Regions from separate parts of the Homo sapiens genome. Here region 2 is linked to region 1. A link is a loop called in an ENCODE intact Hi-C map of the cell type or tissue named here. Cell type or tissue: HepG2. All regions are shown on one strand. Each heading gives the region's core, and the rest is flanking DNA. Links, peaks and the distances in the headings are about the cores only.

Region 1 (15,639 bases), core at 4,429-12,428:
GTTTAAAAAATTTTTTAAAGGTGATTTTTTTTCTCTACTTGTATTTCTGGAGAATTATTTCTTTATCCTTGGTATTTCATTAACTTAAATAGGATACGTATTTGCATCTGTGATTTGATATATTTTTTCTTTCCCTCCATAGATTTTTTTTCACCTTTATTTTAGGGATATTTTCTATTATGTCCTCCTGCCTTTTCTCTTCCATTTAATTAGTTATTCTACTTCAGGGATACTAATTATCTTTCTGTTCAGCCTTTGTCCTACATTTTCTTTCTAATTCAATATCTTTGTCTTTTTTTTCTCCTCGATACTTTTTTTTTTTTGAAACAGGGTCTCACTCTTTCAGCCAGGCTGGAGCGCAGTGGCTTGATCACGGCTCACTGCAGCCTCAACCTCGTGGGCTCAGTTGATCTTCCCGCTTTAGCCTTCTGAGTAGCTGGGACAACAGGTGTGTGCCACCATGCCTGGCTAATTCTTGTATTTTTTTTGTAGAGATGAGGTTTTGCCATGTTGTCCAGGCTGGTCTCACACTCCTGGTCTCAAGTGATCAACCCACCTTAGCCTCCTCGATATACTCTTGTTACCTTAAGATTTTTCTCCTTGCCATTTGTTTAAGTCTTTGCTTCTTTTCCTTGCTTTTTTTTTTTTTTCTTTCAAATTCATTGTTCTTCTTAATTGGTTTCCTTAACGCTGAAGCCTTTCTTTTCAATTTACCTGTTTTGTCTTTTCATCTTTGGGCTTTTGTTTCATTAGATGCATGTTCTTATTAGGTTGTTCTGTGTTACAAGAAACTGTTTATATGATTGTATGGGCATTTCTTTTTGTCTTGCTCAGGCTTAATTTGGATACCTAGGTCAAGACTTCGCTTTTGCCCTTCTGTGGCCCTATGCTTTCCCATCTCCTTAGATTGCGTTAAATGTCCTATACCAGTCTCATTTCATACTGCTGAGGGTACAGTACATGTCTATGGGCTTCAGATCCTTCCCTCAACTCAGTATAGGGACTTAGAAGTTGGCAGATCCTGGTGATGCCTCTGCCTAGGTTTTGAAGCCTCTGTGCTCGGGATATTTTTCCTCAACTTTTGTAGGGCATGGCAAATCAAATTTTTTCTATCCAAACTAGAGGTATTTCTTAAAATTTTCAAGTTTTTTAGTTCACATTTCTTTCTCACTACTGCTTCCAGGCAGTAATCAGGCTGCCAGTCATACTGTACCATACAGAATTTTTTTCTGTCCGCTACTTTTTAAACTTTATAAGTTCTTAGTTTAAATAGTTTTTTGTATTACAGTGTGTAACTGATAGGTTTTCTGCTGAAAAAAACCACATACACACAAATATATATATATATCTCTTAGTTGTTGGTAACAGGACGTTCTTTAGTCTTTTTTCACTCTATACTTGAACATTTGTACGATTTTCTAAATATTTACTTTTGACATAATAACATGTATTATAGGAACTCTACTTCTTAGGCCAGGGTTGACTTGGAATCAGTTGTTTTAAAAATAAAAAAAAATTCTCATGACTTTAGTAATTAAGGTTTTTCGAATGTCTTCTAGCTTTTATAAAACCATGTATTTTTTTAAAAAAATAATATGTTCTTTAATTACCTTTTATTTCACTGGCTTTAAGGGAACAGGTGATTTTTGGCTGCATGAATGAATTGTGTAGTGGTGAAGTCTGAGATTTTAGTGCACGTGCCACCCGAATAGTATACATTGTACCCTACTACATTGTGTAGTTTTTAAAAAATCTCTCATCCCTCTCCCATCATCCCCCTTTCTGAGTCTCCAGTGTCCATTATTCCTCTCTGTATGCCTTTGCATACCCATAACTTAGCTCTTAATTACAAGTAAGAACATGTGGTATTTGGTTTTTCATTCCTGAATTACTTCAGAATAATGGCCTCCATCTCCATCCACGTTGCTTCAAAAGATATTATTTCATTCTTTTTTATGGCTGAGTAGTATTCCATGGTGTATTTTTTTAATTCACTCATTGGTTGATGGGTACTTAGGTTGGTTCCACATCTGGCAATTGTGAATTTTGCTGTGATAAACATACATATGCAGGTTTTTTTTTTTTTTGATACAGTTTTCCTTTGGGTAGATACCCAGTAGTGAGATTGCTGGATCAAATGGTAGATTTAGTTCTTTGAGAAATCTACATACTGTTTCCCATAGAGGTAGTACTAATTTACATTACCACCAGCAGTACCTAAATGTTCCCTTTTCATCACATCTATGCCAATATCTATTGTTTTTTGACTTTTTAATAATAGCCATTCTGGCTGGGATAAGGTGATATCTCATTGTGGTTTTAATTTGCACGTCCCTGATGATTAGTGATGTTGAGCATTTTTTTTTCATGTTTCTTGGTCATTGTATACCTTCTTTTGAAAAATGTTTGTTGATGTTATTTGCCCACTTTTTGATGGGATTATTTTTTTCCTTGCAGATTAGTTGGAGTTCCTTATAGATTCTGGATACTAATCTTTTGTTAGATGCATAGTTTGCAAGTATTTTCTCCCATTCTGTGGGTTGTCTGTTTACTCTGATTATTTTTTGCTGAGCAGAAGCTTTTTAGTTTAATTAGGTCTCATTTATTTTTTTGTTGCATTTGCTTTTTGTGTCTTAGTCGTAAATTCTTTGCCTAGACCAATATCCAGAAGAGTTTTTCCTAGGTTTTCTTCTAGCATTTTTATGGTTTCATGCCTTGGATTTAAGTCTTAAATCCATCTTGGTTGATTTTTGTATATGGTAAGAGATAGGGATCCAATTTCATTCTTCTACATGTGGCTATCCAGTTTTCCTGGCAACATTTATTGAATAAGGCGTTCTTTTCCCAATTTTCATTTATGTATGCTTTGTCAAAGGTCAGTTGATTGTATTTGGCTTTATTTCTGGGTTCTCTACTCTGTTCCTTTGCTCTATGTATGTACTTTTATACCAGTACCATGCTGTTTTTGTTACTATAGTAGCCTTGTAGTATAATTTGAAGTTGAGTAATGTGATGCCTCCAGATTTGGTTTTTTGTTTAAGATTGTTTTTTGGTTCCATATGAATTTTAGGATTGTTTTGTCTAATTCTGGGAAAAATGATGTTGGTATTTCGATACAAATTGCATTGAATCTGTAGACTGCTTTGGGCAGCATGGTCATTTTCATGATATGGATTCCTCTAATGCATGAGTGTGGGATGTATTTCCATTCGTTTGCATTGTCTGTGATTTCTTTCAGAAGTGTTTTGCACTTCTCCTTGTAGAGATCTTTTACTTCCTTGGTTAAGTATACCTAGGTATTTTATTTTATTTTTTTGCAGCTATGGTCAAAGGGATTGAGTTCTTGATTCTCAGCTTAGTCATTGTTGGTATGCTACTGATTTGTGTACTTTGATTTTGCAACCTGTGACTTTACTGGATTTATCAAATCTTGGAATCTTTTGGAGGAGTCCGTAGGATTTTCTAGATATATAATCATATCATTGGCAAACAGAGATAGTTTGACTTCTTCTTTTCCAATCTGAATGCCTTTTATTTCATTCTCTTGCCTGAGTGCACTGGCTGTGGCTTTCCATATGTTCTTATTTTTAAAGGAGAGACTTTTACCCAAAATGAAAAAATTATTTGGATTGGAAATTGGAAGAAGTACTCTGTAAGTATTATTTTTTACATAGTCAAATTTGGTGGTTTAATTTTATTTCTAGATTTTGCTGTCATTCATAGCATACATTTATAAAAGTTTATAAAAATGTTCTTTATTTTCTTCCAACATAAAGTTATTAATTTAATTAGTGCATTCGGTATTTGCCAGGAGTTCTGTAGGAATCATGAGTAGCTTTTGGGTTTTTCTGCGTATAAAAGTGTAAGTATCATATTATGTAATAATTCATGTAATTATCCTTATTTAGGAATGTTTAATGTACTTCTTTTTTCTCTTCACAGATTCTTTCAACTTTTAAGAACAAATGCACCTTATAGCTCATGGAAGAAAAAACACAAATCAAGACATTTTTGGGTTCCAAGTTGCCAAAGTATGGAACAAAATCTGTAAGAAGTACATTGCAGCCAATGCCAAATGGGACACCTGTTAATTTATTAGGAACTTCCAAGAATAGTAATGTCAAAAGTTACATCAAAAATAATGGCTCTGATTGTCCATCATCTCATTCATTTAATTGGAGGAAAGCAAATAAATATCAGCTTTGTGCACAAGGTGTCGAAGAGCCTAACAATACTCAAAATTCACATGATAAAATAATTGATCCTGAAAAACGTGTTCCTACTCAAGGAATGTTTGATAAAAATGGGATAAAGGGAGGTTTGAAAAGTGTTTCTTTATTCACATCAAAGTTAGCAAAGCCATCCACTATGTTTGTGTCATCTACAGAGGAGTTAAACCAAAAGTCTTTTTCTGGACCATCTAATTTGGGTAAATTCACCAAAGGCACATTATTAGGAAGGACTTCATATTCTTCGATCAATACTCCAAAATCACAGTTGAATGGATTTTATGGAAACCGATCAGCTGGTAGCATGCAAAGGCCTAGAGCGAACTCCTGTGCCACCAGAAGCAGTTCTGGAGAAAGCTTAGCTCAATCCCCAGACAGTAGTAAATCTATTAATTGTGAAAAAATGGTAAGGTCACAAAGTTTTTCACATTCCATTCAGAATTCATTCCTTCCACCTTCATCTATAACCAGATCACATTCCTTTAATAGAGCTGTGGATCTTACAAAGCCTTATCAGAACCAACAGCTATCCATTAGAGTGCCTCTACGGTCAAGTATGCTAACAAGAAATTCCCGGCAGCCAGAAGTACTCAATGGGAATGAACATTTGGGGTATGGATTTAATAGGCCTTATGCTGCTGGTGGAAAGAAGTTGGCTTTACCAAATGGCCCAGGTGTAACTTCTACTTTAGGTTATAGAATGGTTCATCCCTCTCTACTGAAATCTAGCCGATCTCCATTTTCTGGGACTATGACAGTTGATGGAAATAAAAATTCACCTGCTGACACATGTGTAGAGGAAGATGCTACAGTTTTGGCTAAGGACAGAGCTGCTAATAAGGACCAAGAACTGATTGAAAATGAAAGTTATAGAACAAAAAACAACCAGACCATGAAACATGATGCTAAAATGAGATACCTGAGTGATGATGTGGATGACATTTCCTTGTCGTCTTTGTCATCTTCTGATAAGAATGATTTAAGTGAAGACTTTAGTGATGATTTTATAGATATAGAAGACTCCAACAGAACTAGAATAACTCCAGAGGAAATGTCTCTCAAAGAAGAGAAACATGAAAATGGGCCACCACAGGATATGTTTGATTCCCCCAAGGAAAATGAAAAAGCCTTCAGTAAAACTGATGAATGGATAGATATAAGTGTCTCTGGTAAATATTACTTACCTTAAGTTTTTTTGCTTTCTTTTAAATAATATAACTGAACTTACATTTAGGATTATCTTCAGATAGATTTCAAGATATTATCAGTTTCACGGAGGGATAGATCTAGACAAAATTGAGGTGGGTTAACGTTTATTTTCCTGTGACTTTTGCTCCATACCCCATTTTTCACCCTATCCAAGACAATATTAATAAAACCACTCTTAACCTTTGTTGTTCTTTGGCTGTTATACACAGCCTATTCCTGCTTAGTATATGCAGTGCTTCTAAATGACTTCCCCTGCTTACCTCAACCAGTGTGGTATGCCATTAAACAAACCATCTCTTCTCTTAGGATAGCATTTCATTGCTATTTGTTAAGAGTAAAGCTGTACCAAAGGGTACAATGAGATAATATAGGTTATGTCTAATCTCACGGATTTTTTTATCCTAGAAAATTCTTCTTGTTTAGCAATTTTTTAGATACACTTCCTGAGAGAGCTTTATTTATTTATTAAACTGAAGAAAGTGAAATAATACCTGTTAAACATTTCCTCTTATGTTTGGTTATCCTGTTACTAAATGCTGGATAAAATGTATTTGGTATTTGTATGCCCATATACCTGAATAAAGAACAACTAAAGGGATTAGATATAGACATGTGGTATAATCAGGGGACTAGATCGTGCATAGAAATGCATGTACAAACCCTTGATTGTCTATAGGTCTTCTAAAAGAGACTGCCGGAACAAGTTTATTTCCTTATAGGGAGGCAATTATGAGTACCCTACATTATTTAATCTATGAAGTTAAATAGTGTACACAGAGGAAAAGGAGTTTCCTGGCCAGTGTTTAAAAATAAATATCTTGGGAAATATAGGAATATGAGGGTTTATTTACATTTTTGGAAATATTACAGAAGTGAAAGATGACTAAATGAATTTTCTTTTCCTCTATTAGAAAATATTTCAGTAGGTTATTTTAAAGATTTTGGCTCTTGATGTTTTTATTGCTTAGGATATAGAAAATGCTACAGTTATGAGTGCTTTTTTTGAGCCAGCTTTTTTGCTATGATATATCAAATTATTAGCACTTATATTTTTAGGACACGAGAAACAATTATATTTTTGTGAATCAGTAACCTTTTTTCTCTTGAAGACAGGAGTGAATGTACAAAACATACTTCTGGGAATAATTTGGTTTCACCAGATACAGACTACAGAGCTGGTTCTTCGTTTGAACTCTCTCCATCTGATAGCTCTGATGGAACATACATGTGGGATGAAGAAGGCTTGGAACCCATTGGAAATGTCCATCCAGTTGGGAGCTATGAGTCCTCTGAAATGAACAGCATAGTATGTATGGATTTATATACTCTTGGAATATTTTGTTTACCCTACTATAGAGAGACTTGTGATATGATTGATTTTGTAAAAAATTTATGAATTAACTTTACTACTTTGAGAAATGGAAATTCATATTTGTTAAGAGCCTATAAAATATCTGACTCTAATATGAAATAAAGCATGGAGAATATATGACATTTGACTTAAATATACTCAACATGTTTACATATATATTCCTCATACATATGTGCATACTATATTAGTAGTTTAATCTATGCCAGTGGTTCTCAAAGACTGGGGGAGGAGGTCAATGACTGGAGGTGGTTTTGGTTGTCATATTGATGAGTGCTTCTTGGCATCTAGTGGGTAGATGCCAAGGATGTTGTTTAACATCCCACAGTCCACAAGACAGAGACCACAATGAATTATCTAGCCTAAGATGGCAGTACTGCTGCTGTTGAGAAACCTTGGCCTGTGCTATACTGAGGTAACATTGAAGTGCCAACTCTCAGTGGGATAATACAATACAAGTGTATTATTTTACTCTTAGAAAGTTTGTTGTGGGTCTGGACAGCTCTCTAGGGCAGCTGTCTTTAGTGATCTAAACTACTTTGATTTTGGGGCTTGACCATCTTTTGAGGTCCCTTCTTTTCACTATGGCAGAGGAAGAGAGTGCCAGAGGGTCTCACACATATAATTACTTGCATTGGCCTGCAGGCAACACTTGGCACTTCCGTTCATGATCTGTTGACCAGAACTAATCATGTGGTCCCATCTGAGTACTAAAGGGACAGGAAGTGTAATCTTTGTGTGTGCCTGGAAGGCAAGGGAATCAGCTATGGGCAAGTGTTAGAAGACCTGCCATGAATTTATATGTGCATATTTTAAGAAACATGGCAAGTAATGTGGATAATATGCCATATGGGTAAAGTGTAATTGGTATGTTTAAAGTGACTCATTGCAGTTATTCAGTATATAAAATACGATTTTCCAGTAGTTGTATGGGAAAATTGGTAGTCTGTGGATATATTAAATTCCAAGTGGATTTCAGGCAATGTAATTTTCTATACTCCTATAAACCTTTTACTTAAGCCATTGTTAACGGAGGCTTAAATTGCACAAACATTTTTTTTAACCGTTGTCAACACCTTGCATACAAACATTTAATTTAGAGACAGTGTCTTCATCTCATTAGATAAAGGAGGCTCAGAAAAGATAACAGTTTAAGACCTTATATGCTGTCTTACTAGGAGTTTTAAGGCAAATATGATTGAAGTGCAAATGAAAAAGGTGTCCAGCAGATGGCAGCAATAAACCACTTAGTACCTGACAGTTTTTGGAGGCTAACCACCTTGATTCAGTTCATTGTTCCTGTAACTAATCACAAAATAGCTTTCTGTCAAAGATTTCAGAATGCATCTGGATTAACTGTTAGTCCTTAAGATCCATGAGTTTCCTCCTTGTTCAGTAGGTTTATGTCTATTGGTATGGGAAGAAAAAAACATCCATTCTGTGCTTTGGAACAAGATGGTGTTTCTGTCTTTCTCTTCTGATCTAAGGAGAAGATGACAAAGTCTGAGAAAGAATAGAGAGTTGATGGCAAAAGTTGAGAACCATGTGTTGAGTTCTCGTACAGTGATGTAGGATTTACCATTTTTGCTCTGAAGTTACGTGAATTTTTTGTTTTGTATAAATTTTAGGCGTGTACCTGTTCAGAATTGTTGGTTTGTTTTTTTTTTTTTTTTGGTGAATTGGACTTTCCATCATTACTTAGTGATCTTCTCTATCTCTAACTATGCTTTTTGTTTTCACACTCCTTTTTTTCCAAATATTAATATACCTTACCAGTTTTATTTATATATTTTCTCTTCTTTTACTATCAGCCTTTTTTATGTATAGCAAATAGTTTATTATTTTAAAATTTTCAGTTTGTCTTTTTCTTTTGACTAGTGAGTTTAATCCTTTTATGTTTGTATTGTTATACTTGGACTGTATTTACTCTGCCATCTTATTATTTTTATTTAAATTGTCTTGCTTTTTTTTTCTGTTTCTTTTTCTTTTTTTTTTTTCCTACAGTGGTTCAAAGTAGTATCTCTTACTTAACCCCTCAAGACCTTTAGCATATTCTCACTTTTCTTGTCTCTGCAACACTGCTTCTACCAGTCCAGGTAAAGATAAGGAGCTTTCACTAGAATGTACATCAACTGTGTCACTTCTAACACAGTTTAGTTCCACCCACTGTTCATTTCTGCTGACATTGTTTTTGTAGTAAGTCTTCCTTTTTGAAAGAAACAATGTGTTGATATACATTCTGATGCAATCTCCTAATCATGTCAAGGATCCCAACAAATAGTTTGTAGACTGATTACTTTTCATAACACCAGTCTAGAATCCTGGCTATTTATTTGTTTACATGCTACCAGTATTATGCAGAGGTCTGATTTACGTACAGTAAAATGCACAAATCTTCTGCAGACAGACCAGAGAATTTTGATAAATTTGTATGCTTGTTTGACAATCATCCATATTAAGATATAGAATACTCCCATCGCTCCAGAGTGTTCCCTTTCTGTTCCTTTCAGTCAGTCATTCTCTTACTCTGCAATCACTGTTGGTTTCGGTCACTATAAATTAGCTTTGACTGTTCTTGAACTTTATATAAATGAAATCATAAAGGTGCTGGTTTATATCTAGCTTCTTTTCATTAATATTATGTATTTGTCAGTTGTAGTTTCTTTACTCTTGTATCATATTCCTTTGTGTGAATATACTACAACTTATCTTATTGTTCATGGGCATTTAGGTTGGTTCCAGTTTCTGGCTATTAGAGTATTGCATGATTGTGAAGATTTTGATATATGTTTTTTTGGTGAACACTTATTCATTTTTGTTGGGAAAATGTGTAGGAGAGAGATTCCTGGGTTATAGGCTATGCTGATGGATAAAGATGCTGTCAGTGTTTCAAAGTGATTGTGCCTGTTTACACTCCCCACTGGCAGTAAATGAACATTCCGGAAAATTCACCTTCTTGTCTATTCTTGGTGCTTTCTGCCTTTTTGCATTTTTGCTATTTTGTGGGTATAGTAGTATTGCATTGAGATTTTGTCTTGTATTTTTTGATAACTACTCACAGAGCACCTTCACATATGTTTATTGGGCCATTAGGATATATCCTCTTCTGTGAAGTGTCTTGTGTTGGGTTTGTTTTCTTAATGATTTGTAAAAATTCTTCATATTTTTTGACATAAATATTTATTTTATATCAATATGTAGATGTTTGTATTCATGTGTATATTTACATTTTATATATGTAGAGTGTATTCTTTACTGTGAGTTGCTTTTGAAATCTCTTAGTGTCTGTTGATATAGAACTTACCAATTTTGATATTGTCCAGTTTTACAAGTTTTCCCTTTACCGTTACCACTTTTTAAAAAACTGTTTGTGAAGTCTTTTCCCACCTTAATATCATGAATATATGTTTCAATGTTTTGCTCTAAAAGCATTATTTATTTTTAACCTTTTACCTGTAGGTCTCTAGTCCCCATCTGGAAATTATTTTTCTGTATGGTGTGAGATAGATGTCACGATTAATTTATTTTAGTCATCTTTCCCCCACTGTACTTCAGGGTCATCTTTGTCATAAATCAGTGACTGCATATATAAATATTTCATTGCATAGACAAATATTTCTGTTTATTTTGTCAGTTATATGTTATTTTCATTATCGTAGCTTTAAAATAAATTTTGCTGCCTGGTAGGGTAAGTCTTCCAGCTTTGTTCTTTTCCAAGATTTCTGTAGCACTTCTTAACCTTTTGTATTTCCAATTAAATATTAGAATGAGCTTGTCCGTTTCCAGGAAGGACCTGCAGGGATTTTGAATGGGATTGCATTGAATTTATAGATGATTTTGGAGAGAATTGACATATTTATGATGGAGATATAGTCCTCCATTAATTTCAGACTTTAGAAATACTTCTTGCTAATGTTTTGTACTTTTCTATAAAATGTTATGCATGTTTGATTTTGACACTGTAAGTGGTACCATTTTTATAATTTTATGAGTTTTTGTTGTATATACAAATATACCTGATTTTTATCATGTATATTGGACTTTTCTAATAACCTTGTAAATTCATCTACTAGTTATAATAATTTGCCTTTGGATGATTTTGGAACTTGTATATACATTCTATAATCATACCATTTGCAAAAAAGTTGCCTCACCACCCCAGCGCTTGCCCTATTACACAAGTTAGGACCACCAACGTGATGTTGAATTGAAATGGTGATAGAATTTCAGAGAGAAAGCCTTAATAGTTCACCATTAAAGTTTTTGGGAGTTGAGAGGGAGTTTAATCAGAGTATGGAAATTCTCTTTTATTTTGTTTGCTGAATTTTTGTTGTGAATGAATATTAAGTTTTACCAAATGCTTTCTCTACGTCTGTTGAGATAATGAAGTTTTTTTTGTGTTAGTGTGGTAGATTGCATGGCTTGATTTTCAAATAGTAAACTACCTTTCCATTCTTAGAATACATTCACTTGGTCGTGATGTATTATCTTTTCAAATGTTGTTAAACTAGATTTTCTAATTTTTATATTTTAAAATTATTTTTTAAAATTAAATTTTTTTTTTTTTTTTTTTGAGACGAAGTCTCGCTCTTCTCACCCAGGCTGGAGTGCGATGGCGCAATCTTGGCTCACTGCAACCTCTGCCTCCCAGGTTCAAGCGTTTCTTCTGCCTCAGCCTCCCGAGTAGCTGGGATTACAGGCGCCTGCCATCACGCCTGGCTAAATTTTGTATTTTTAGTAGAGACAGGGTTTCACCATGTTGGCCAGGCTGGTCTCGAACTCCTGACCTCAGGTGATCCACCCGCCTTGGCCTCCCAAAATAGTGGGATTACAGGCATGTGCCACCGCGCCCGGCCTAAAAATTAATTTTTAGAAAAGAGATAGGGTCTGTCTCTTTTTGTCCAGTCTGGCCTTGAACTCCTGGGCTGAAGTAATCCTCCTCCCACAGTCTCCCAAGTAGCTGGGACTACAGGTGCATGCCACTATACCCAGCTCTGCTAATAGTCTATGTTTTTGCATGTATGTTCATGAGTAAGATTGTTCTACTCTGTAATTTTCTTGTTTTTCTACTTGTTCTTGCCATGTTTTGGTATCAAGATCATGCTGGCTTTATAATGAGTTGAGAAGTGTTTCTTATTTTTCTGTCCTTTGAAAGAATTTGTGTACAACTAATGTGCTTATTCCTTAGGTATGTAAAAGAATTTGCCAGAATTCAGCCTTCTGGACCTGGAGTTTTCTTTATGAGAAGGTTTTTAATAACAGTTTTAATTTTTAGATATTGGCATATTAAAATTTGTATGTATATTCGTGTTGGTTTTTGAAAATTTGTCCATTTCATCTAAACTTGTCATTTGTTGGTGAAAGTTGTTTAGGATTATCCTCTTTTTAACATCTTATAGGGACGTCTGCTTTTCATTCCTAATACTGGTTATTGGTGTTTCCTCTCTTTTTCTTCATTTCCAAGAACCAAATTTGGGCTTTGCTGATTTTTCTATATTGTGCTTATTTTCTGTTTTTATTGATTTTGGTTTATATCTTTATTTCCTTTCTTCTACTTTTCTTTAGTTTAATTTGTTTTTTCTTTTCCAAAGTTTTTGACATGGAAACTAGATAATTGATTTTTAGCCTTTCTCCCTTCTCTGGCATATGAATGAATTCTCATAAAGAGAAGCCTTTATTATTTGGGAAAGAATGCATTCAGTAAACACCCTAGTAGTAAATATAGCAGTTAGTTCTTTTTATGTGCGTTGTTTTAAAATTGTGAATTCTAAGGCATGTTGTATAGGCCATTATCCTTAATGCATTTATATATCCATGAACAATATACAGTATGATTTTGTACGTATTTTACAACTTAGGTAAGTGATATGTAATATTCTACAGGTTTCTTTTTTAACTCAATTTTATGTTTTTTGTGTATATGTGTATTTGTATTGTAGTTCTAATTCATATTTATTACTTTATAATATTCTGTCATTTGAATATACCTGTATTTTTCTCTGTTCCCCTGCTAATCTACATTTCAGTTATTCTTTATTGCTAATAATAATGTCTACATGGTGTAGCAGTGAACATTCGGATTCAATTCTCTTTGATCATATAAGTCAGTTTCTTTAGGATATAAACCTAGCTATAGCGTTCCTAGGATATAAAACTAGGAATAGTGTATTTTCAACTTTAATGATATTATCAAACTTCTCCCTAAAATGGTCCTACCAGTGTATACCTTCCAGTAGAGGATGAGAATTTCTGTCACTTATCATCTGAACCCCATATGTCGTCATCTGACTTCAACATTTTAATCAGTCTGGTGAGTGTGAGATGATACATAATTTTAATTTACATTTATACTATTATTGATTTTGTCATTTTTTTCACACATTTTACTGGCAGTTTTGTTTCCTTTTATGTAAATTTTTACTTCAGTGATTTTTCAGTTGGGTTTTGCCATTTTTCTTATTGATATGGAAGAGTTTTTTATGTGGTTGGAATTTAATTCTTGTTAAATGTGTTGCAGTAATCTTCTCTGAGCCTGTTGCTTCTGTTTTGTTTTTTGTATCTTTTTACCGTTCATAGTTTTTGCTTTTGACAATTAAATCTAGTAATGTTTTACTTCATTGTTTTTGCTTCACATGCTCATATATGGCGTGTGTGTGTAAGACACCCATTCCCATCCTAAGGCCATAGAGGTATTTTGTTTACAGAGAGATGTTATTGCATAATGATTAAGAGCCAGGGCTCCGGAACAAGCTAAGTTAAAACTTCACCTCTGTCATGTACTAGCTGTGTCTCCTTGGATTCTCTGTGTTCCTTTTCTTTTTTTTTTTTTTTTTGAGACAGAGTGTAGCTGTGTCGCCCAGGCTGGAGTGCAGTGGCGCAATCTCGACTTACTGTAAGCTCCGCCTTCCTGGGTTCACGCCATTCTCCTGTCTCAGCCTCCCAAGTAGCTGGGACTACAGGTGCCTGCCACCACGCCAGGCTAATTTTTTTGTATTTTTAGTAGAGATGGGGTTTCACCGTGTTAGCCAGGATGGTCTCGATCTCCTGACCTCGTGATCTGCCCACCTCGGCCTCCCAAAGTGCTGGGAGTAATCCCAGGGCGTGAGCCACCATGCCCAGCCTCTCTGTGTTCCTTTTTAAAAAATATAGATGGTAATTGTACGCACCTCCAGGGCTGATGTTAGGAAGTACATGCCTGAATGGTATGACAGTCATGTGATTCCCTGGTGATACTGGTTGTTGTGTATTTTGAGTATCATCTCTCACTAACTCATGGGATTACTATGAACATTAAATGAGGTCATATATATAAAGTACTTATTAATGCCAGGGATATAACAAGAGCTCAGCAGATGTTTGTTATTTTGCTTTCTAATTGTTTTGTTTTACATTTAAGACTTCATCCGAAGTTGGTATTAGGCACAATAATTTACACTCATTAATATTCTTCCACAATATGCTTGGGGTGCTATGCAGAAAAGAGTTAATGTCGCAGGTCTAAGATTGCCTCTTCTTAGATAACCCGCTTGAAAGGTTGGCACTTGGCTGGTAAACAGTTCCTTAGAGTGCTATAAAACTTTTCATAAATGATAAGAGCACAGTAGGCTTGCTGTGCCTAAACTGTTTGCACAGATAATGTGATTTATGCTGACTACCTGCTTTCCTTTTGGGAGTCTAGAATTTTGATACATGCGAGGCAGAGGGTACCCACAAGACCATCCCCCAGTGAAACCTTGGGAGCTGAGTTTCTTAAGAACATCCACGGTGGGCCGGGCGCGGTGGCTCATGCCTGTAATCCCAGCACTTTGGGAGGCTGAGGCAGGTGGATCACCTGAGGTCAGGAGTTCAAGACCAGCCTGACCAATACAGTGAAATCCCGTCTCTACTAAAAATACAAAAATAAGCCGAGTGTGGTGGCACGTGCCTGTAGTCCCAGCTACTCGGGAGGCTAGGAGAATTGCTTGAACCCGGGCGGCAGAGGTTGCAGTGAGCCCAGATCATGCCACACTCCAGCCTGGGTGACAGAGCAAGGCTTTCTCAAAAAAAAAAAAAAAAAAAAGAACATCCGTCGTGGACAAGACTTTGCACTCTTTGCATGTATTGTCACAACTGGTTGCTGGAGGTATTAAGCACATCCTGTGTAACTCCATTGGGAGAGGACTCTTGGAAGCTTTCACCTGATTTTGCCCCATGTGACTTTTCCTTTCTTATTTTGCTTTGTATCCTGCTGGAATAAATCTTAGTTGTTAATATTACTGTATGCTGAATCCTTTGACTCCTTTTAGTGAATTTTCTATTTTGGGAGTGGGCTTGGGGACTCCTGACACAGGTACTGATATGAAGTTATCTTTCTTTACTTCATGATAGCATCTTTTTTTGTTCCTCATCTTTTATATTAGTCCTTTGAAATAGCTATGGACTACCTACTACCTTTGGTTTCAGACTAGGATGAATTCTAGAGGAGTTGAGTAAATTGGCACTAATAGGTTAGGAAGTAGTTTACTACTTGTTACACTCTCAGTCTCAGAATTTTTGAACTCAATAAACTTTTAACTGATATTTAACTTTCTTGATTAAATATAGCATTTTTTCTGATAAATATTATAATCATTGTATGTGCACAATCTTAGGCAAAAACATTTTTTTCTCTTGTAAACACAGTGAGCCATACTCAGAATCTTCTTTGCAGCAATGCTAGGACAATACAAGAGCTCTCATTGAAGAATAGTTGAACTACAATGTCATGATGATTGATTTTCTAACACTGAAATATTTAGGAGGTGATAATTTTAAATCATCACATGGAGTGCCTTTATTTTTGGAATGATTTTT
Region 2 (15,639 bases), core at 2,908-10,907, 240 kb after region 1:
TATTTTTCCTCTCCGGGTCTGCTTTGAGGCCTGGTTGTGGAAAGGGGGCTTCTAGGTAGCATAGAGCCAAAGCATTCTCTTTCTGAAGTCCATAGTTGCCTTGGGAGAGGGCATGTGATGGGGACAGTCTGTGAGTAATTGAGATTGGCTAGATGACAAAGCAGGCAGTCTCCTCCCATTTGACTTCATAGTCTAAATAACCGTTGTTCCTTTTAACCCCACTGCAATGACTTAGTTCAGGCTAGAACTTTTATAAGAACCTTTATATAACTTAGGACTTTTTGGTTGTAAGTAATAGAAACTAAACTTGCAACCTTAACAACAAAAAAGAAATGCAGAAATGTATCAGACTCTCCTTCCAACCTCATGGAATGGGAAGGAACGCCTAAAGTTGGACTTCCAGAATGGACCCAGAGACAAAGGCCGTGCAGAGTCCAGACAGTTCTCACTGGTGACCTCTCTTTGTTCCCCTCTTTGCTTCTTAATTTCTTGCAGAATAGCTCCCTCTATGCCCTAGTCAGCCTAGCAAGTAAAATCACAAGCTTCTCTTTTTTCCTGGGTTGCAGACCAGTGTCCCCAGGGAGATGGAATTCACCTTTTTTTGGTTCCCGATGCCAAGTTCCCAGGAGTGGAAGTCATTGGCCATCTCAGGCCAGATTCCCAGGCAGGCCTGAGTCTGCAGAAGGCCCTGGGAAACCCAGTTTGCATAAATTCTCATTTCTGATTTCATTTTCTGATTTCTGCACCAGGGCAGAATAAATATATACCTCTTACTCCACGGCAGATTCCTACTAAAGTGCTGAGTGGCTGAGCACACAAAATGCCCATTGCAATCCCCAGTGGTCCTTCTGCCTTGGCACTCTTTCCTGCACTGCCACAGGCATCTCTCTAAGACCAAGCCTGTGCTTAGGGGCCTAGCTGGCTCTATTTGCCAAAAGGAGGAATTTCTACCTCCCTGGCACTGCCGACAAGGCAGTTCAGCTCTAAGCATCTTACTTTCTGGCCAAAGACCTCAAATGCCCTCCTTGTGTGTTTGCTCATGCTGTTGGCTTTGCGCAAAATGCAAACCTTTCTCTCTTCTGTTTGATCACTCTTCATCTTTCTGGAAGCCCGCTCAGACACAGCTGTTTGTGGGCAGCCTTCCCAGGGACAGAAGCTACTCTTCCTCTGCTATCCCATGGGACAATGTGCAGATCTCCCCACTAATCCAATGTGGTGTCAGGTGCCCCTCTCTCCCAATGGAACTTGTTGTCTAGGCGGGGCTGTCCCCTCTAGAAAGTGCTTACATGTTTGTTAAAGCAAGAAATGAGTAGACAGGTGCAGTTGTTACAGTGTCACTTGTGGTCCTGGGTGCCAAGACAGGGCTAGGAGAGTTTTCTGATTAAAACTCAGAGGTGAAGCCTGTCACCCAGCAGGCTTATGTTTTAGGACTGGGTTTGGGTTTGGAGGTTGCAGAGCTGAATGCTGCAGACCAGCTGGGGAAGGAAGGGTCGGCTTCAGGCTGTAGCCTGTGCCTTCTCCAGGGAAATTCAGGCGACGTGAGAATGGAGAACTGGAGGGCAGACACAACAAACCCGGCTGCCCACGCCGGGAGGAGGAGTTTTCCCCAGGTGCACTCCCTCTTGCTGTGAGGCTCCAGCCAGCTCTGTGGAAGGGAGACTTGCTCCAGCCCCATGCCCTTTGAAGTGTGCATGAAACTGGGCAGTGTGAGCAGTTTTCAAGCCACGCTCAGGTTTTAAATATTTTTGCCCCTCATTGTAAAGCGATGCATGTCTATCGTGGAAAAGTTGTGAAATACTGAAAAGTCAAAAGAAGAAGAAAAGGCACCCATCAGCCCCTCATCCAGGAATAACCCCTAATTAAGCAATTGGATTTTCCTTTCTGGCTTTTTTCTGTGAATTTCTTCACAATGTTGATCTCATGTTATGATGACCACATTGTGTCCTTTGTTATTGTTGTTTGTTTTACATATAAGCATTTATTTCTGTGGCCATGAAATATAATTTTTAAGGGTTTTGTAATATTCTATTTCTGAGCAAGTCACAATTTGCTGAACAGTTTTAGGCCGGGATTTTAAGTATGTTCACAGCAACGCAACCACCCTTGGGACATGAAGAAAGGGTGGTGGTGGTCAGGACCACGCTGATTCAGGAGGGTGCCCGGAGGTGGCCCAGGATCCCACAGCATCTGGTTATGCCCTGACTGTGACTAAGAATGAAACCAGATGAAAGAGCTGACACAGAAGAAAAGGTACAAATCTGGGTTACAGGAGGATGTAGGTTTGCATTCTGTTTGTCAGTTTTACTGGTTGCAGGACTTAAAGCAAGTTATTCTAGCCTGCTGGGCTTCAGTTTTTTAGTCTAAAAAATGGGGTGATAAATAATTGACTCAAAGGATTGTGCTAAAAACATAAAGTATATCATAGGCAACATGGAAGTGTTTAAATATATAACTAAAAATACACTAAATATGTAATATGTGCTGTATGGTATAATTTCATCCTATATAAATAGAATATAGAAAATATGGTGTAAGCCCTGGAAAACAGATGTAACTTATGTGAGAGAATATAGAAAGGCCTCAGAACAGTGTTTAGCACAGAAAATAGGTCCTAATATCTGTTAGAATGAGGAGTGCTCCTTTTTGACTTAGCTGAAATGATGCATGAACAAGCTTGTTTGGAATCACTGCTGTTTCATGGACCAAATTTAACAGAGGAGGAAGGCCAGGAAAGGCCAAGTCAGTGAGCTTGGCAGTACCTGACCTCGTCTGGTCATTTCTCTGCAGAGCTAACTCAAGCTCTCAGCTGCTTTGTTGAGCAGGGAGAGCATTTGATGGTTTTTCCCAATTTCCTCAAACCCATGACCTCCCATTTCATTTTCCAACTGGCCATTTTCAAAGACTGAAATTATGGTTTTGTGTTTTGCTGTTGGCTCTCTGAATTGCAGAAAAAGCTTTGAAAAATGTACTAGCTTCTGCCTGGTGGCAGAGGAGCTGGGTTGCCCTGGCACACACTAGAGGGATTATCTGGAAAATGAACACACCATCCACTGGAGTTCTCCCAGTGAAATGTCAGGCATTCAGGAATTCAGCCAGATTCCACCTGAGAGGGGGACACATGGAAAGAGCTGGGCTTCCAGACTTCAAAGTACCCCAATCTCAGGTCCCTGTGGGTGGGGACTAGTTAGAGGTGTGGCCTGAATTATAGCTTCATCACCTATAACTGTTAGGTCCTTGAGCAATTCACTTATCCTTATTATAGAATGGGTACAATGCCACCCACGTAGTAAGGTTGTTGTGAGGACAAAGTAAGACTACATATGTAACATGTCTAGGAGAATTCCCTTTCCTCCCATTTCCTCCTCTCTCTGCTCAAGATGCATTCGCAGTCTGTCAGCACTAAGCTTTCACACACTTATGCACACAGGCACATATGCACTCAATGTATGCATACCTAGGCATGCAAACACACATACACATCCATACACAGGCATACATACACACAGGTGCATGCACAGGCACACACATGCACAGACGCAGCATGCATTCCTAGGCTCACGCTCACACACATGCAAACATGTACACACCCACATGCAGAGTTACACGCATGCATGCACACACACATGCAAAGTTACATGCAGGCACACAGACACATTTATGCCCTCAACAAATGCATACACAGGCATGCATGCACACAGGCACATACACAAGCACACACATGCATAGGTGCAAACATGCATTCATAGGCTCACACAAATGTGCACATGTGTGTACATCACATGCAAACTTACATATGTGCATGCACACACATGCATATATGTGCCCACGCCCTCATTGATCTAGTCAGTTCCCTAGATATGACATGAAATTTCGCCTCTGTGTGCCTTTGAAAGCATTCTTTCCTCACTAGGAAAATTATCTTCAGTTCTTCATCAGAAAACTCCTCTCCATCTTGTCTGATCCACAAGTGTCATGTCTTCTGTGAAGCATCTCCTGCCTTCCCTAGACAGAACTATTGGTTCCTTCTTCATTTCCCTAGGAACCTGTGAGCAGATTGAAGGGATATCTCTTACTCATCTTTGGATCCCCAGCATCTGACACAGAATTAGGGCTCCTGAAATGATTACTGAATGCTGAAAGGGCAGGGGCAAATTCCATTCCATCAGGTTCCTCGGTCTGTGATCCTTTTAAAGAGGTTTGGGGGCCAATTTCTGGGGAGAAGTGCTGTTTTAGTAGCCCTTAGAAGAAAGACAGGTGTCTTATAGGAGCCAGATTCAAGGCTCGACAGGTGGAAGGAAAGCAGAAGAGAGGGAAGAAATGTTTTGTGCCCAGGATTCTGCCAGCTCAGGCATGCCTGGGACCAAGGACACAGCCTGGGGAAGTAGGGAAAGAGGACAGGAGAGAGGAAGGAGGAAAGAAAGATAGATATATGGACCCATAAGTAGGAAATATCATGCCAGGTGTCCTGTGAGAGTAAGATGGTAAGAAAGGAGATCTGCCCCTTGAAGGTGGGGGATCTGGCAGGTTCAGACAACGGCAGGGAATGGGAAGGAGGTAGGGTGATAGGCTAGAAAGTAGAATTAGTGGTTCTTAAAAGTTTTGGTCTCTTGGCACTTAAAAAAATTTTTGGAGCTCCAAAGAGTTTTTATTTATGTGGGTTGTATCTATCAATATTTACCATATTATAAACTAGAACTGAAATTTTTCAAATATATTTATGAATTAAAAAATAAAATAGCATAATACTTGTACATACGATAATATTTCAAATAACTATATTCTACTTCAAAAGATTATTGAGAAGAATAGCATTGTTTTATATTTTTTTCAACTTTTACAAATGTCTGGCTTAACAGAAGACAGGTTTTCATTTCCATCTTTGCATTCAATTGAATAGATTCAATAAAGTTTGAGCCTACCTTTTCATCCTCCAACAATTATTTCAGGTGCCGCTGTCAATCTGTTTGCATTCAATCTGTTGTGATATTCCATGCAAGTTGCCTCTGGAAACCCCTCTCTAGGCTTATGCAAGAATGAGAATGAAGAAGCTAGATTGTACTTAGTATTTTTATGCAAATAGTTTGCGTTTACAGACTCCATGGAAGGGTCATGGGTACTTCCATGGGTTTCTGAAACACACTTTGAGAACCACTGGCTGAAATAACATAAAAGTTCTGGTATTTGGAAGTTCTCACTTATAAGTGGGAGCTGAACAATGAGAACACATGGACACAAGGACGGGAACAACACATGCTGGGGCCTGTCGGCAGGTGGGGTGTGGGGAGGGAGAGCATTAGGAAAAATAGCTAATGCATGCTGGGCTTAATACCTAGGTGATGGGTTGATAGGTGCAGCAAACCACCATGACACGCATTTACCTATGTAACAAACCTGCACATCCTGCATGTGTACTCAAGAATTTAATTTTTTTTTTTTTGAGATGGAGTTTTACTCTTGTTGCTTAGGCTGGAGTGCAATGGTGAGATCTCGTTTCACCACAACCTACACTTCCTGGGTTCAAGCGATTCTCCTGCCTCAGCCTCCTGAGTAGCTGGGATTACAGGTGCCCACCACCATGCCCAGATAATTTTTTGTATTTTTATTAGAGACGGGGGTTTCACCATGTTGGCCAGGCTGGTCTTGAATTCCTGACCTCAGGTGACCCACCTGCCTTGGCCTCCCAGAGTGCTGGTATTACAGGTGTGAGTCACTGTGCCCGGTCCTTACATTTTTAAAAAATAAGTCCTGGTATTTTTTTTTTTTTTTTTGAGACAGAATTTCACTCTTATTGCCCAGGCTGGAGTGCAATGGCGCAATCTCGGCTCACCACAACCTCTGCCTCCCAGGTTCAAGCGATTCTCCTGCCTCAGCCTCCCAAGTAGCCGGAATTACAGGCTTGCGCCACCACACCTGGCTAATTTTGTGTTTTTAGTAGAGACGGGGTTTCTCCATGTTGGTCAGGCTGGTCTCGAACTCCCGACCTCAGGTGATCCATCCACCTCGGCCTCCCAAAGTGCTGGGATTACAGGTGTAAGCCACCGTGCCCTGCCAGGTCCTGGTATTTCATTGCTTTCTTTTTCAGGTGGAGCTTTACAGTATGTCTTAGCCTTGACCTGTGGAAAGGCAGACGTGCTGCTGCAGCCCTGGCTTGGCTGCTACCTGAGGGCCCTCGTGAAGCTCTGGGTCCTGGCCATGCTGTGGTGGCTTCTGGCTATACAGATAATGAGAGGAGGTGAGCAGCGGTGGGAAGGGAAGAGGAGGGGGCCCTGAGAGGGAATCAGGAGCTGAGCCTGAATCCTGAGGTCTAGGAAGGGCTGTGTGTCCCGGGGGGAGCCACTTCCTCTCCAAGAGCCCCAGCCCTTGTCTGCAGCAGGGGGTTGAGTAGATACCTAAGGGTCCTCCCAGTTAGACAGATGCTGAGATTCTGATCCGGAGTCTCACATAGCCCTGTTGTCCTGTCTGCTTTTGGGAAGGAGCTTCCTCCTGAAGGAAACTGACCATGACTATGCGAGTGGCCAGGCTCCCACTCTTATCATCCATCTGCTTCATATGGCAATAGCTTGATCGTCATTTCTTTCATTACCAAAGTATTAAAATATGTAACAATAGAAAAAAAAAGAAAAATGACAGGAATAAGCATTATAGTCCTCTTTCCTAGGGACAGCCCCTGCTGACACGAGGGGGAGCATCTTTCCAGTCTTTGTCTTGTGCTTATAGTTCATGCTTTATCTTTGCCAGATCATTTCTTCTTAAATACAGCGTTATAACGTGACTTTCAGCAATTGAATAACGTGAACGCTTTATTCTAGCATTCAAGGCTGTCTATCTTTACAGACTTGTCTTTTACGCTTTCCCTCTCTGTGTCTCTCACTCGCACTCTTGCTTCTCCCCAAATGAACCCTGTCGATCCCCTCTCATGCTGTAGAAGCCATCTCCCGGGGCTTAGCACTCCACCTCTAAACTGAATCTATTCTGTGACGCTGGGAAATTCTGACTTAATCATTCCGCACCTTGCTTCCTTGATTACTCCACAGTATCTTTTGTGTTCCTGATCTTATGTCATTTCTGAAGGCTTACCGTATCCTCTGGCTGTCTGTCCACTCTGCTTGTGTGTTCCCACAGCTGTTATTCATACCTTAATCGGCACCTTTCTCACTGTATTGTAATTGTCTGCATGCTTCTTATTTAACGCCAGTTCTGGAGCTGCCCGCAGTGTTGCACGCTGAGTATTTGCTGTCTGGGTTGAGTGTGTGTGTGCGGCTGGTCAGATGCCAGGCGCTGTCTGTGTCACCCAGTGTGTGCACATGGTTGGTTACTTGGGTGTCCTGCTAAACCATGAGCCCCCTGCAGGCAGAGTCCACACAGAATGGATCCATTCCCATTTGTAGGGCTGGGAAAAGCTCCTCCTGGCAGGGCTGGGTAGACTCTGGCCTGTGACGCTTAGGGCTGGCTGAATTCAAGACCACAAGATGTCAGTGTTGTCTCAGCCACAGAGGAACAGCCAGGGCTGTGGCTCTTATGCCTTGCCTAGGTAATTCTGTGAGTTGGGCAAAGCCCAATTTAAACAAAATATGTGTGTCTGTGTGTTATCTTTTGCCCTGTCTTCAAATCCAACAGCCAACAGAGTAGGTGGCCAGTGAATTCGTTGCTGATCATGGGTCTTGTCAAGGTACAGAGGCAACGTGTCTTTCTTGGGGGAACTGGGGGACTGCCATTCTCAGCTCTGACCTCCAGTCAGCAAGTCCAAGGGCACCGCCAGGAGCAGCACCCCTACTGGTGGTGGATGACAGAATGACAGAATTTCTGAGTTCTCACTTCTAGCTTGGAATGTCAGAAGGGTGTTGAGCAGGAAATCAGAAGGGCTGGGTCTGTCCTGACTCTGCCCCATGAAGGATTAAAAACTCAGGAAAGGCACATGATTCTCCAAGTCTCCAAGCCGCATTTTCCCCTAGATGGGCTACCTGGATTAGCAGTGAGCTACCTGATCCCCAAGGCTGTGGCTTCTGCATGTGGCCTCTAATCTATTTCCAGGTGAATGGTTACAAAGCCGTCTTCACCCTGTATCTTCGCACATGACCTAGTTGCAAATCTGTTAGTGGCCAAAACCAGCATCAGTGTTCTCATGGATGTTCTGCTATTCATTCAGTAGCAGATGAAATTCGGATTACTTTAAAAGCAATTTTTAAAAAAAATTTTGAATGGAAAAAAGTAATTTCCAGTAAATATGTTAATTTTCCTTGAACTTGTTCTTAGCAAAACTTTTTCTGTCCTGGATGCTCTCCGTAGGCCCTCTTGATTCTATTCTGGATCTTTTTTTTTTTTTTTTTTTGAGATGGAGTTTCACTCTTGTTGCCCAGGCTGGAGTGCAATGGTGCGATCTTGGCTCACCGCAACCTCTGCCTCCCGGGTTCAAATGATTCTCGTGCCTCAGCCTCCTGAGTAGCCAGGATTACAGGCATGCACCACCACGCCCGGCTAATTTTTGTATTATTAGTAGAGATGGGGTTTCTCCATGTTGCTCAGGCAGGTCTCAGACTCCTGACCTCAGGTGATCTGCCCTCCTCGGCCTCCCAAAGTGCTGGGATTATAGTCATTCTATTCTGGATCTTAATGCCATTCCAGAAAGCCAAGCACCTTAAGGCTTCACAAATATTCTGATTTTGCATAGACACTGTTGAAAAGAGCATCTTTATAATAAATTCCAAATTGATTGTATTATTTAATATCTTCTAAAGACATCACAATGACTTATTGATTTTTTGAAATTAAAATTAAAAACAAACCTACACAATTGTTTGTAATTCACCAGATGTCAGGATCTGGGATCTGCTGAAGCCAAAGCCTCATTTTAAAATGTTGAAAAAACATTTCAATGAAAAATCAATAAAATATATGACAGTAATGAAAAGATGAATAATGATCTGAAACAGACCCTTCCCTTTGATTCAATGTTATACAAAAACATTGAAAGCATCCAAAATGTAACTTGACTATAAGGTTAAAGTTGGGATTGGGAATGGGTAGAAAAGATATGGCAGAGGGAAGGAGTGCTTACTTTCCAGGTACTGTGTTAAGCACTCAAGTTCCCCAGTTGTTTACAATATATTTGAAATATGAACATATGGACTTATTTCTGCTGCTGCTATAATAATTCCTATTCACATAGTTAGATTCCCAGTGTCCCAGGTCTCATCTGCACAGCTGTAGCTGACTTGGGGAAGAGGTGACTCTAACAAGCTTGTGAGGCTGGAATAAATACATCAGTACCATGGTAGTACTCATATGTCACTTGCTTACATGCCAGTTATTCTTCTAAGCACTTTAGTTATATTTTAATCCATTTGATTCTTTTAGCAGCCTATAAGGACAGATTTACAATGATTGTTACTCCCATTTTACAGCAGGGAAAAATGTGGCTCAGAGAAAGTTGCTCAAGGTACACAGCTAGCAAGCAGCAGAGCCAGGATTTGAACCTGGGGAGTACATCTCCAGAGGCTGTGCACTTGACTACTCTGCTATGCTGAGTAATATAACCATATTACCTCTGTGGAAAAAAATAGCAGCATAAATGAACTCAGAAATTGGTACCAGGAAGCATGACATTGCTATAACAAATAGCTGACCTGAAAATGTAGATGCAGGTTTGAAACTGGTTAGAGGCTGGAAGAGTTTAGAGGTGCATGCTAATAAAAGTCTAGATTTGCTGTGGATGAAGCGTCAAGGGTGCTTCTGGTGAGGGCTTGGGAGATGAAAAGAGCCACAGAGAGAGCCTTGTCTTCTTAGAAACTATCTGAGTTGTTGTGATCCAGATGCTGGTAGAAATATGCACAGTAAAGGCCATTCTAATGAGGTCTTAGATGAAAGTGAGGAATGCCTTGCTGAAAACTGGAGGAAAGGCTATCCTTGTTAAAAAGTGGCAAATAACTTAGCTAACTTGTGTCCATGTACTAGTACCTTGTGGAAGACAAAATTTAAGAGCAATAAAATAGGTTATTTGGTGGAAGAAATCTCTAAGCAAAGTGTTGAAGGTGCAGCATGGCTTCTCTTGACTGCTTATAGTAAAATCTGAGAAAAGAAAAATGAATTAAACGAAGAATTTATAGTCAAAAGGGAAGGAGAACTTAAAGATTTGGAAAATTCTCAGCCTGGCTATGTAAAAGGAAAAATAAAAGAAAAATGAATTAAAGGAAAAATTTATAATCATCAAAAGGGAAAGAGAACTTAAAGATTTGGTATTCTTAGCCTGGTTTTATAATGGCAAAACTGCAATTACTTTTGCACCAACCTAATGATTTAAAAGATTGTTCAGGAAAGAATACCAAGGGTGTGGCCAAGTGAATGTTTGATAAAGTCATTAGCATGGATAGAAGAAAGCCAGATGCTATTCATCAAGACAATGGAAGAGTGATCCAAAATACGTTTCAGAGCTCTTCCAGGCTGCCACTTCCATCACAGGCCTGGAGTACCAGGGCCTTGAGGGCAGAATAGTTTCAAGAGAGGGGTCCAGAGGTGTGAGGCTTCAGGGCTCACTGCCCAGGGCTGCCTCAAGTCTCTGCTACTTGTATTTGAATGCAGTGCTTCTTGGCCACCCCAACAGTGGCTCAAGTAGGCCCATGTGGGGCTTGAGCCACTGTTCCAGAGGGCACAAGACAGTAAGCCTTGGTGACATACATGTGCATATGTACAGAAAATAAGAGCTGTGAGAGCATGGCTGCCTCTATCTAGATTTCAAAAGATGCCTTGGAGAGCCTCAGAGCCCTGGCAGTGAACTGCTACAGAGCAGAGCCACCACAGAGAGCTAGGACAATGCTTAGTGGAGCTGTGGGATTGGAGTCACTGCTACAGTGGGTTCTACAAAGACTTACAAAGAGCCGCCAGTGTGCAACACCACCCTGGGAGAGCTGCAGGCACCTGGCCCAAACTCTGAGAGCTGCTGTATAGGTGACACCTAGCAAAGCCATGAGGGTAGGGCTCCCTGAAACTTTGGGGGCTGAGCCCCTGCCCCAGTGTGTCCAGAAGACAGGACATGGAGTCTAATGAGACTGTTCTCAAGCCTCAAGATTTAATATTGTTTGCCTTGTTGAGTTTTAGACTTGCAACCGGTTACCCCTTCCTTCTTTCCTATGTCTTCCTTTTGGAAAGGGAATGCCTATCTTATGCCTGACTTGCCATTGTGTTTTGGAAGCATATAACTTGTTTGATTTCACAGGCTCCCAGTTGGAGGGGGAATTTGCCTCAGGATGATCCATCACTTGAGTATCACCTATATTTATTTAGATGAAACTATGGTCCTTAGACTCTGATTTGGTGCTGGAATGAGTTAAGACTTTGAGGGGATAAGAGATGGAATAAAGGTGCTTTGCATGTGAGAAGGACATGAATTTTGGGGGCCAGGAGAAGAATGCTGTGGTCTGAGTTTGTCTGCCAAATTCACTTGTTGAAACATAATTGCCAACCTGATAGTATTAAGAGGTGGGGCCTTCAGGAAATGATTAAATCGTCAGTGTGGAGCCCTCAAGAATGGAATTAAAATGTCAGTAAAAGAGATTCACACTGCATTTAGCCCCTTTTGCCCTTCTATCCTTTCTACCATGAGAAGGCGCAGCAACGGATGCCATCCTGGAAGCAGAGAGAAGCGCTTACCAGGCACAGAATCTGCTGGTGACTTGATCTTGGACTTCTAAATCTCCAAAACTGTGAGAATATAAATTTCTGTTATTTATAAATCATCCAGTCCCAGATTTTTTTTTTTTTTATAGCAGAAGGTACAGACTAAAACAAGCATGCACTTGGATGCTTGGAAACAGAAATCCTTCTGTTTCTGCCAAATCCCTAGTGCCCTAGGAGAAGCTGGGTGATTCCCTTCACAGGTGAAGGTCCCTTACCCTTCTTCAAGCCTTTGCACATGCCTGGTGGACATGCCCTCTCTTATCATTTTTTTTTTTTTCTGTTTAGGCTCCAAAATCTAGGGAGAAAGCTATAAAATCAGGGAGGTGTGTATGTTTGTGTGTGTGTGTGTGTGTTTGTGTGCATGCATGTGGATGTGTTTTGGGGTGTGTCAGGAAAGGCTTCCTAAGGAGTTGACATTATAGTTTAGCTGAAAGAGATAAACAGAAGATAACTTGGAGGGGAATAGGTTTGGGGACAGCTGGTGAGGTTAGAGGGTGAGATTAGGAAGGGCTATGTTGTACCAGCAAATGGGGAAAACACTGCAGACTTGTGAGAATGTGGAACAGTTGCATGAGTGTTAGTAATTCAGTGTCAATGATAATATCCAAAAATTTATAGTGAGCATGTGTCGAAGATTAATTTAACACATTAAAGAGGGAACAGGCAGAATGGTAAAGCTGGTTCAAAGAAGAATATGAGAGCTGAAAGCATGTGATCAATAAAAGAAAAGATGCTGAAATAAGACTGGTACATTAGATATCAAACTGGTTAATATTCCACATGGCAATAAAACTATGCTATAGTTTGTATATTTGTTCCCTCCAAAATCTCATGTTGAATTATAATCCCCAGTATTGGAGATGGAGCCTGATGGGAGGTGATGGGATCATGGGGGTGGATTTCTCATGAATGGCTTAGCGTCATCCCCTTGGTGTTGTCCTGAAGATACAGAGTGAGTTCTCTCGAGATATGGTTGCTTAAAAGCACGTGGCTGCCAGGCACGGTTGCTCATGCCTGTAATCCCAGCACTTTGGGAGGCTGAGGTGGGTGGATCACCTGAGGTCAGGAGTTTGAGACCAGCCTGGCTAACATGATGAAACCCCGTTTCTACTAAAAATACAAAAAATTAGCTGGGCATAGTGGCGGGCACCTGTAATCCCAGCTACTCAGGAGGCTGAGGCAGGAGAATCGCTTGAACTCAGGAAGCGGAGGTTGTGGTGAGCTGAGATCACGCCATTGCACTCCAGCTTGAGCAACAAGAGCAAAACTCCATCTCAAAAAAAAAAAAAAAAGTGTGTGGCACCTTGCCCTATCCCTTGCTCCTCCCTTGCTCCTACTCCTGCCATTTGAGGTGCCTGCTCCCCCTTTGCCTTCTTCTACGATTGGAAACTTCCTGAGGCCTCCCCATAACCAGATGCTAGAGCTGTGCTTTATGTACAGCCTGCAGAATCATGAGCCAATTAAACCTCTTTTCTTGTAAATTACCCAGTCTCAGGTGTTTATTTATAGAAATGCCAGAATAGCCTAATACAGAAAATTGGTACTGAGGAGTGGGGCACTGCTATAAAGATACATAAAAATGTTGAAGTGACTTTGCAACTTGGTAACAAGCAAATGTTAGAGGATTTTGGAGGGCTCAGAAGACAGGAAGATGAGGGAAAATTTGGAACTTTTTAGAGACTGATTAAATGGTCGTAACCAAAATGCTGACAGTGATATGGATAACAAAGTCCAGGATACTGAGGTCTCAGATGGACATGAGGAACGTATCAGGAACTAGAGCAAAGGTCACACATATTATGCCTTAGCAAAGAGATTGGCTGCATTGTGTTCATGCCCTAGGGATCTGTGAAAGTTTGAGCTTCAGAGTGATGATTTAGGATATGTGGCAGAAGAAATTTTTAAGTAGTAAAGCAGTCAAGATGTGGCCTGGCTGCTTCTAACAGCCTAAACTCAGATATAGGAGCAAAAAATGGCTTAGATTTGGAACTTATATTTAAAAGGAAAGCAGAATGTATCAATTAATTAATTAATTATTATAAGTTTGGAAAATTTGCAGCCTGGACATGTGGTAAAAAAAAAAAACCTATTTTCAGGGGGAAGAGTTCAAGTGCTAAGGCACTTGGCTCCCTTTCAGTTACACATATATTTCTAGCAAGTGGTGGCAAACTATATTATAGTTTTATTGCCATGTGGAATATTAACAAATTTGATATCTAATGTACCAATCTTATTTCAGCATTCTTTTTTTTTTATTAATCACATGCTTTTAGCTCTCATATTCTCCTTTGAACCAGCTTTACCATTCTGCCGGTTCCCTCTGTAATGTGTTAAATTAATCTTCGACACATGCTCACTACAAATTTTTGGATATTATCATTGACACTGAATTACTAACACTTACGCAACTGTTCCACATTCTCACAAGTCTGCAGTGTTTTCCCCATTTGCTGGTACAACATAGCCCTTCCCTATATCACCCTCTAGCCTCACTACCTGTCCCCAAACCTATTCTCCTCCAAGTTATCTTCTGTTTATCTCTTTCAGCTAAACTATAATGTCAACTCCTTAGGAAGCCTTTCCTGACACACCCCAAAACACATCCACATGCATGCACACACACACGATATACACACCTCCCTGATTTTTATAGCTTTCTCTCTAGATTTTGGGAAAGAGCCTTGAAGGCATTTTAAAGACCTTCACAGCAGCTCCTCCCATCACAGGTGCAGAGGCCTAGGAGGGAATCATGATTTTGTGGGCCATTCCCAGGGCCCTGCTACCCTGCACAGCCTTACAGCCTTGGAACACCGCTTCCCACATCCAAGCTGCTTCAGCTCCAGCCAGGGCTCAAAGAAGCCCAGGTACAGCTTAAGCTGCCACCTTGGAGAATGCAAGCCATAAGCCTTAGTGGTTTCCACGTGGTATCAAACCTGTGGTTGTGCAGAGTGCAAAAGTGAAGGCTTGGCAGCCTGCACCTAGATTTCAGAGGATGTATGAGACAGCCTGTGTGCCCGGGCAGAAGCTCACTGCAGGGGCAAAGCCCTCAGAGAAAACCTCTACTAGGGCAGTGCCAAGGGGAAATGTGGAGTTGGAACCCCTGCACAGAGTCCCCAATGGGGTACTGCCTACTGGATCTGTGGAAAGAGAGCTGCCACTCTCCAGAACCCAGAATGGTAGAGCCACCATCAGTTTGCAACCTCAGTGTGGAAAAGCCACAGGGGTAGAGCTGCCCAAAGCCTTGGGAACCCACCCCTTGCACCTCTGTGCCCTGGATGTGAGACATAAAGTCAAAGGAGATTATTTTGGAGCTTTAAGATTTAATGACTGCCCTCCTGGGTTCCAAAATTGCATGAAACTCATAGCCCCTTTCTTTTGGCCAATTTCTCCCTTTTGGAATGGGAATGTTTGCCCAATGACTATACCTCCATTGTATCTTGGGAGTAAATAACTTGTTTGATTTTACAGGCTCATAGGTGGAAGGGACGTGTCTTGTCTCAAATGAGACTTTGGACTTGGGACTTTTTTTTTTTTTTTTTTTGACAGCGTCTCGCTCTGTCGCCCAGGCTGGAGTGCAGTGGCACGATCTCGGCTCACTGCAAGCTCTGCCTCCCGGGTTCATGCCATTCTCCTGCCTCAGCCTCCCGAGTAGCTGGGACTACAGGCGCCCACCACCACGCCTGGCTAATTTTTTTTCTTTTTGTGTTTTCAGTAGAGACGGGGTTTCACCGTGTTAGCCAGGATGGTCTCGATCTCCTGACCTCATGATCCGCCCGTCTCAGCCTCCCAAAGTGCTGGGATTACAGGTGTGGGCCACCGCTCCCGGCCTGGACTTGGGACTTTGGAATTAATGCTGGAAAGAGTTAAGACTTTGGTGGGGGGATATCAAAAAGGGATGCTTGTATTTTGAAATGTGAGAAGCATACGAGACTTGGGGAAGGGCCAGGGCTGGAATGATATATTTTGTAT

The links. Hi-C counts contacts between places; a loop is a spot of excess contacts. Peaks named below come from ENCODE experiments on the same cell type or tissue, not always from the same donor. Only the 100,000 strongest peaks of a DNase experiment are listed, where the experiment ranks them.
Region 2: a loop joins it to region 1, with 11 times the contacts of the local background. A loop is called at or near these places in 2 of 110 quality-filtered maps.

What each region holds. Positions count from the first base shown.
Region 1 is chr10:84,367,072-84,382,710 of GRCh38, forward strand. It overlaps CCSER2 (coiled-coil serine rich protein 2), which reads left to right. Exons shown (of 10, transcript NM_001284240.2): 2 at 3,943-5,398; 3 at 6,548-6,744. The coding sequence starts at 3,982. Among named protein-coding and RNA genes, the nearest start is that of CCSER2, 46 kb to the left of the region's middle. In HepG2, for the core only: a CTCF peak has its summit at 8,045 (motif pointing right); a DNase peak (open chromatin) is centred at 8,050.
Region 2 is chr10:84,606,124-84,621,762 of GRCh38, forward strand. No RefSeq gene overlaps it. Among named protein-coding and RNA genes, the nearest start is that of CCSER2, 290 kb to the left of the region's middle. In HepG2, for the core only: CTCF peaks have their summits at 7,451 (motif pointing right) and 7,787; a DNase peak (open chromatin) is centred at 7,428.